Regions from separate parts of the Homo sapiens genome. Here region 2 is linked to region 1. A link is an interaction called in ENCODE POLR2A ChIA-PET data of the cell type or tissue named here. Cell type or tissue: OCI-LY7. All regions are shown on one strand. Region 1 overlaps POU2F1 (POU class 2 homeobox 1). Region 2 overlaps CD247 (CD247 molecule).

Region 1 (4,000 bases):
GACATGGAATCAACCCAAGTGCCCAAAACAGTGGATTAGATAAAGAAAATATGGTACATATGCACCGTGGAATACTATGCAGCCATAAACAGAACAAAATCCATGCAGTAATACGGATGCAGCTGGAGGCCATTTTCCTAAGTGAATTAACACAGGAACAGAAAACCAAATACCACATATTCTCACATTTAAGTGGGAGTTAAACACATAAGACACAAAGACAGAAACAGAAACTAGGGATTCCAAAAGGGGGAAGGGAAGGAGAAGGCAAGGGCTGAAAAACTACCTACGGTACTAGGTTTGCTACTTGGGTGACAGAATCATTAGAATCCCAAACCTCAGCATCAGGCGATATACCCATGTAACAAACCTGTGCATTTACCCCCTACATCTAAAACAAAAATAGTTTTTTTTTTTTTAAAAAAAGTCTAGTGTGTTTCAGGAGCCAGGGATGAGAAAGCTACAAGGATGGAGTGGTTTAATACTATTAAATGGTACAGAGAAGATAAGGATAAGAGCACTGAGAAATAAATAAATCCAAAGAAAATAGAGGGAAAGGTAATAATAAAGGTAAGACCAATAATGAATACCATTAAAAAAAACTTCCACATAATAGAAACACCAACTTGGTTCTTTCAAAAGAATCTTGTCACTTTGTAACGTATAAACTTCTGGTAAGATGGAACAAGAAAATAAGAGAGAAGGAGCAAACAAACAATTTAAGTGTAACAAAAAGGCCTATCAAAAACTGCTGCAGGTCAGGTGCAGTAGCTCAAGCCTGTATCCCAGCACTCTAGACAGGCTGAAGCAGAAGAATTACTTGAGGCCAGGAGTTCAAGACCAGCCTGAGCAGCACAGTCAGAACCTGTCTCAAAAAAAAAAAAAAAAAAAAAGCTGCAGATAATAAAAAGATTAAGAATATATTGTGAAGCGTTTCATGTCAATACAATTAAAACTTAAAAATGAATAACTCTATAGAAAATATAATTTATCAAGACTGACTCAAGAAGAAATAGAAAATCCATAGAGTCCCACAGCATTTAAGGAAACTGAATTAGTAGGTAAGTAAAAATCTTCCCAAGAGAATAAAAAGCCTTGTTGATTTTACCCAAGTGCTTCCAAAAATTCAAGGAACAAATAATTCTAATCCTCCACAAACGTTTCCAGAGAACAACAAAACCAGAAACACTTCTAACTCATTTTATGAGACCAGCATAACCTCGATACCATAACCTGATAAAGTGTGAAAAATATAAATACAAGCCAGTTTCATTCATAAACATATATGAAAAAATACTAAATAATAATAGCAAACCTAATCTACTAATATAAAATATTATGGCTAAGGTAGATCTAGGGAGTCTGAGGCAGGAGAATCACTTGAACCTGGGAAGCAGAGGTTGCAGTGAGCCGAGATCGCGCCACTGCACTCCTGCCTGGGCAACAAGAGCGAAACACCGTCTCAAAAAAAAAAAAAAAAAAAAAAAGAAAAGAAAAAAGATCAATTAGGCCAGATGCGGTGGCTCATGCCTGTAATCCCAGCACTTTGGAAGGTCGAGACAGGCAGATCACGAGGTCAAGAGATCGAGACCATCCTGGCCAACACGGTGAAACCCCATCTCTACTAAAAATACAAAAATTAGCTGGGTGTAGTGATGTGCGCCTGTAGTCCCAGCTATTCAGGAGGCTGAGGCAGGGGGATTGCTTGAACCCAGGAAGCGGAGGTTGCAATGAGCCGAGATAGCGCCATTGCACTCCAGCCTGAAGACAGAGTGAGACTCTGTCTCAAAAAAAAAAAAAAAAAAAAATCAATTAATAAGATTCACCAAGTTCAATAAAGGGCGGGGTGGAATCATATAGAAATCTCAAAAGATGCATAAAACTCTTAGACAAATACAATATCCACTTATGATAAAAATTCTTGGCATAAGGACTGGGTGTGCTGGCTCACACCTGTAATCCTAGCATTTTGGGAGGCTGAGGCAGGTGGATTATTTGAGCTCTGGAGTTTGAGATGAGCCTGGGCAACATGATGAAACCCCATCTCTACCAAAAATACCAAAATCAGCCAGGCGTGATGGTGCACACCTGTAGTCCCAGCAACTTGGGCTGAGAGGGGAAGGACTGCTTGAACCCAGAAGGTTGAGGCCGCAGTGAGCCCACGTCACACCACTACACTCCTGCCTGGGGAACAAAGTGAGACCCCGTCTCACAAAGAAGCGGGGGGGGGTGGGGGGGGGGTGGGGGGGGAGGCGTGGGGGAGGGGGGGCAATCTTGGCATAGGAATACAAGTTTCTTTAACTTGATAAAGAATAAGCATTAAAATAAATAAACATCATAGTTTATGGTGAAAAATTAAAAGCATTTCCTTTAAGATTAAGAAGAAGATAAGGGGGCCAGTTACTGTTACAATAGGTAGACAGGCATGAGCAGGGCAGAGGGCTCTTCCCTTGCCCACTAGGAATGTCGGGTGATGGTCTGGCAGTTTTCATATTGCCTAAGTGATAAATTGGCAGCCGGCTTCAGGGAAAGGCCATTTCCTAATGGTCCACACCTGTTGTGCTAAAGTGTTAATTGAAGGCAGGGACCAGGGAGAAGTAATTTCTTGAGCATGTGCATTAAGAGACAAAATGGCGGAATATGACCTTCTGGGGGCACACCACCAGAAAAGGGAAGAAAACCTCAGATGGGCATGTCTACAACTTCCTAAACACACTGCGCCTGCTCACCTCCCAAGGGTAAGGAGGGCACTACACATGTGGGCAGCCCACCTCAAGGGAAGAATCATGGGAAAGGGGCCAGCCTATAAAGTCCCAGGATCAAGGTTAAACACTGCACTTGACCTCGGTGCCTGCTTGGGACTCTTCTAAGTGTACTTTCCTTTCTTTCCTGTTCTAAAGCCTTTGTAAGTAAACTTCCACCCATGCTCTGAAACTTGCCTTGGTCTCTTCTGCTGCCTTATGCCCCTCAGTCGAATTCTTTCTTCTGAGGAGGCAAGAATTGAAGTTGCTGCAGACCCGTATATATTTGCCGCCAGTGACTCAAATACCTTCTACCGGTAACACATTTGATGCTGTGAAACTTGGATATTTGCCACTGGTAACACTACTACTACTTCTATCATACTCCAAGGCCTATCCAGCAAAACAAGACAAAAAAGAAAACATCTGAGTTGGAAAAAACAAAATAAAACCCTTTGCAGGTGATTTGTGTGTACAGAATGTTCTAAGGAATCTAATAATTTATTATTAGAATAAGAGAGTTTAATGAGGATGCAGCACACAAAATCTACTTTAAAACTGCCTTTGTGGCCAGGCAGGGTGGCTCACGCCTGTAATCCTAGCAGGCGTGAGCCAGGGCGGGCAGATCCCTTGAGCCCAGGAGTAGAGACCAGCCTGGGCAACATGGTGAAACCCCGCCTCTACAAGAAAAAAAAAAAAAAAAAAGAAAAAGAAAAATTAGCTAGGCGTGGTGGGACGTGCCTATAGTCCCAGCTACTTAGTAACAGTATAGTCCCAGTACTAAGTAACATACTTAGGAGGCTGAGGTGGGAGGATCACCTGATCTGAGGGAAGTCGAGGCTGCAGTGAGCCATGATCCTGCCACTGCACTCCAGTGTGGGCAACAAAGTGAGACCCTGTCTCAAAAAATAATAATAATAATAAAATTGTCTTTGTATATTCCAAATGAAAACAATTTTTAAAGATTTTATTTATAAACACTTAAAAGATACAAAGTCCTGAAAATAAATCTATCAAAATACAGCAAGTTCCATAGGCAGAAAATTATAAAACTTTATTTAAAAACAAAGACATGGCTGGGCATGGAGGCTCGCACTTATAATCCCAGAGATTTGAGAGGTGGGAGGATCGCTTAAGGCCAGGAGTTTGACACCAGCTTGAGCAACATAGTGAAAAAAAATAGTAATTAAAAATGTGCAGTTATTATAGTATGCCAGTTGTATAGACAGATGCCAGCTCAATATTGTAAAAATGTCAGT
Region 2 (4,000 bases), 110 kb before region 1:
AGGTGGAGGTTGCAGTGAGCTGAGATCACCACTGCACTCCAGCAGCCTGGGCAACTGAACGGGACTCCATCTCAAAAAAAAAAAAAAAAAAGAAAAAGAAAAAAAAAAGGAAGGTGGAAGGCATCTATGAGTGACTTTCTATCTCACTGATCTCCAGTTTATAAGGGACTGGCCACTGGAGGCAGGTTGGCCTAGCAGGGTGGTGGGGAGGGGGCTGGCGCCTTCTCCAACAACTCTGTGTATGAGGCTTGTAAACACATGATTCTCTGTCTGGATAGGTCTCTGAAGGAGAAGAAAGGAGGTGGGGAAGGAAGGAAAGAAATAAATATATGGACAGGAAGATTGAGTATTGGAGGGAGAAGAGAAAAAGCAAGAGATAGTGAAACCAATAAAAAGGAAATAAACGTAAAATGGAGACAGAGGGGAAGAAAGAGCTGGAATAATACTATGTGGCTCTCTAAAAGTTGCTGCAGTTTTTTTTTGTTGTTATTTGTTTTTTGTTTTTGTTTTTGTTTTTTACAGAGCACACACTGCAGATAAATAGTGCGATCTTGGGGCCTTTTCGGTAACTGTACTTCTATTCTTCTTTCCCTTTGCTTTTGTCTAATTAAAAGTGTCTGCCTTTAAAACAGAGACAATTGAAGTTTCAAGTTAGTGTTGTCATCTTCTGTCCCCAGGCATTTCAGAGCTAGAAAAACTACAGGCAAAATTCTCTGTAGATCCTTTTTGTACCCCTCTTCTTCTACTCACCCTGTTTCCCCAGCTTTCTACTTTTAGAATAGGAGTGGGGGCTGAGAAAGATAAAAATAGCTTTTGAGAATTCAAGTTATTTGGGCCCCTGTTTTGGGAGCCAGCATCCTTGTCCAAAGCAGAAAGCAGCCAGTCCTGAGTTTGAGGGAAGCTTCTCCCCATGGAGTTTCCTTAGGGGACTATTTCTGAGCCGTTCTTGGAGGAAGCAACCCCTAGAGATGTTCAGAACTGGAACTAAACCCATCTTCCCCTGAAGAAAAACAGGTTTTTAGGAACCCATCACTCAGCAGGGAGCCCTCTGTGTTTGGAGCCAAGTGTTTGGGGAAACAAATAAGCTGCCTTCAATCAGCCTGAGTTGGAAACGCAGGAAAACCGCATCTTCATGCTGGACTCCACTGCAATCCCAAGGTGATTTTAGTTCAAGGAGAGTGGCATCTGCTTGGGGGAAATTAGAAACTTCTTATTTCCATTTATAAATTAGGCTTTACTAAGGAAGAGAACTTAAAAACAGTTTTATTGTTGTCCACTGAAAAGACAATTACTTCCAGCCACAACTGGCACATTCCATGGTAAAACTAGCGCAATCAAACACACAACACTTTCCACCGTAGGGGCTTCTTTTTGAGGCTGTCATTAAAGGCATGTGTCTTATTAGCCAGTGTCAGGATTTCTGGGATGTTTTATTGTCTCGAGTAATGAGAAGGCCATTTCCAGGGCTGTGTGCTTTTTAAGTCAGCAAACAAAACATTAAAAACAAACAAACCTCCTTTTCTTTGTCACCATTTCTCTGACCATCCCCTGTAAATTCGTAGGACACGGTACTCACAGAAAAAGGAAAATTCATTAGCCAAATGAATCGCTGATTTAAATTCAGGCAATAGGTTGACATTATCCTTAATTGAATAGTTTTAGAAAATGAATCTATGTAGATCCAGATCAAATTCTAACCAATCATTACAATGGGGTCTTTTTTCTTGAATGTTCAAAGTTGATTTTCCTCCACAAAATAATAACTCTTTGGTGTCCAAGTAATAAATTAGCACAGTTCAGTTCAAGTTCCCACTAAATTGGAGGCTGAAATGTAGGATCAAGAGAAAGGAGATGCAAGTTACAAACCTAGATTCTAAATATCCCAGCAGACTAACTCCATGAAACCATCTTTTATTTTTTGTGAATAAGTGTATGTGTGTTAGCCTCCCTCTCCCTTTCTCCTTTTAAAAAAAGAAATGATGACTTTTTCAGGTCTCTGCTTCCAGATATGAGGGGCTTTAGGTATTTGAAGTCAGAAGGGAGGCAGGAATGAGCACTGCTAATTGGGTGCATCCTGGTGTGCTAATATAAAGGACAGCCAATGTAATCGTGGGTTTCTGAGTTTGCTGTCTGTACCTGGCCTGCCTGGAGACTAAGAAAGGCTTGCTGGCCCCAGGCCATAGGTCACATTGCAGCCTTGACTGTAATTCCCTGGACAATTCCTGCACCAGAACAGATAGTGTGACCTCCTATGCTAACCAGCCGAGAGCAACCCATGCTCAGTGGCAACGCAGAAAAGCCACAAACAGAACCCAGGAAGGGTTCCTGGGATGGCCCGGCGACTGCCCATCCTCCAGAGAGAGCTGGATCAAGCAAAAGAAGCAGTCCCCAAATTCTTAGGGCCAGGGATGCCAGGTAACCTGGCACCCAAGGCTATCTGAGGAGACAGGCAATGAGGCTATCAAGAGTAAAGATGGAAGAGCAAGCACAGATGATGGAGAAAAAAATAAGGCTGGTGGGAGGGAATTAAGGAGGGAAATGCAAGGAAGAGACAACTGAGAGGAAAACCAGAGGGAAGGAGTGTATCAGTCTGAAGACAGGATGACACAGGAGAAGGGGAGGATGAGGGCCGGAAGGGCTTCAGGCCTGCAGGGAGGGAGGGCAGACTTTTCCAGGGGGTGGGAGAATTGCCCTGGCCCCCTTTTACTGGTCCCATTCTTTGGACATTGTAGAGAGAACTCAGGTGGGGGAAATGGCCCAGCGGCGGGAACCCTGGCACACCTCTCCCAGCAGGGATCGGCCCCCAAAAGGAACAGTTCTCCTCCTTTTCTGGCTTAGACCAGGGCAGGCCCCCTGTGCAGCTCTCTCCCTTGGGTTCTCGTGTATGTAGATACACTTGTTTACACACACAGGCTCCTACACAGGCACATGCAGAGACGCCTAGGTCCCCAACCTGGGTTGTGACTTCTGTGTCGAGGAGAGCCATAGGAGGCACAGCTTTGCCAGAGTTCCTGCCCATTGCTGCGGCCTGTTCCCTAAACCACACTGGTCTGGCTTCATCGCTGGACTCACTGTGTGGCCCACAGAGGCCTCTTCTATGGTCACAGGGCCCCAGTGACATTTTGGGAGGGGCTTCAGGGACGCTGGCTGGTAACCCAAGAGCAACCCTAAATCCCAACTTGGTCCATGTCCTAGAATATCAAAGGAGAATCTTAAACCCTGAGTGGGATGAGGAGCCTCCTAAGCTTGAAGAGAGCCAGGTGGGGAGAGGGCCTGGGCTCCATGCAGGTTGGGCATCAGTTAGCCTGTGACAGTGGCCAAGTCCCATGAGACTTACACCATGCTAAATATTCAGCTTTCCTCCTGTGGGCATCCTATACTCTGTGAATTGGTCAGAACCAATCTTTAATCCAGCATCCTATCAGGCACACCTCCCTCCTGCTGCTGTGTGCCTGAAGAATGCAGAGTGATTTAGATATTCATTGACCTAAAGTGCAACTAAGGTTTGAGGGTGGGGGACACAAAAGGGAGGTTAATACAAGGCATCAAAAATGTACTTTGACTATTTTCTCCTTTTTTTTTTGAGCCTGTCGCCCAGGCTGGAGTGCAGTGGCGTGATCTCGGCTCACTGCAACCTCTGCCTCCCAGGTTCAAGCGATTCTCCTGCCTCAGCCTCCTGAGTAGCTGGGACTACAGGCGCCCACCACCACAGCCGGCTAATTTTTGTATTTCTGGTAAAGATGGGGTTTCACCATATTGGCCAGGGTGGTCTCGAACTCCTGATCTTGTGATCCGCCCGCCTGGGCCTCCTAAAGTGCTGGGATTACAGGCGTGAGCCACCACGCCCGGCCGACTATTTTCTCTTATTTCAAAATTACATATTCTTATACACTATGGAACTTGGAAAATAAGGGAAAGCATAAAGAAAATTTAAATCACCCATAATTTCACAAACCAGAGATGAAACCACTGCTAACAGTTGCTGTAATTTCTTCCAGTC

The links. ChIA-PET counts read pairs that join two places held together with the same protein. Peaks named below come from ENCODE experiments on the same cell type or tissue, not always from the same donor. Only the 100,000 strongest peaks of a DNase experiment are listed, where the experiment ranks them.
Region 2: POLR2A ChIA-PET joins it to region 1 with 5 read pairs; 2 of 35 experiments call an interaction of 5 or more read pairs at or near these places.

What each region holds. Positions count from the first base shown.
Region 1 is chr1:167,355,610-167,359,609 of GRCh38, reverse strand. The region is part of intron 2 of POU2F1 (POU class 2 homeobox 1); the gene reads right to left. Among named protein-coding and RNA genes, the nearest start is that of POU2F1, 140 kb to the right of the region's middle. In OCI-LY7, no CTCF peak of the experiment used is centred here; DNase peaks (open chromatin) are centred at 2,099, 2,639, 2,969, 3,419 and 1 weaker place; H3K4me3 peaks cover 2,729 bases; H3K27ac peaks cover 4,000 bases.
Region 2 is chr1:167,461,419-167,465,418 of GRCh38, reverse strand. The region is part of intron 1 of CD247 (CD247 molecule); the gene reads left to right. The region is part of intron 3 of LOC101928512 (a long non-coding RNA gene); the gene reads right to left. Among named protein-coding and RNA genes, the nearest start is that of CD247, 55 kb to the left of the region's middle. In OCI-LY7, no CTCF peak of the experiment used is centred here; no DNase peak of the experiment used is centred here.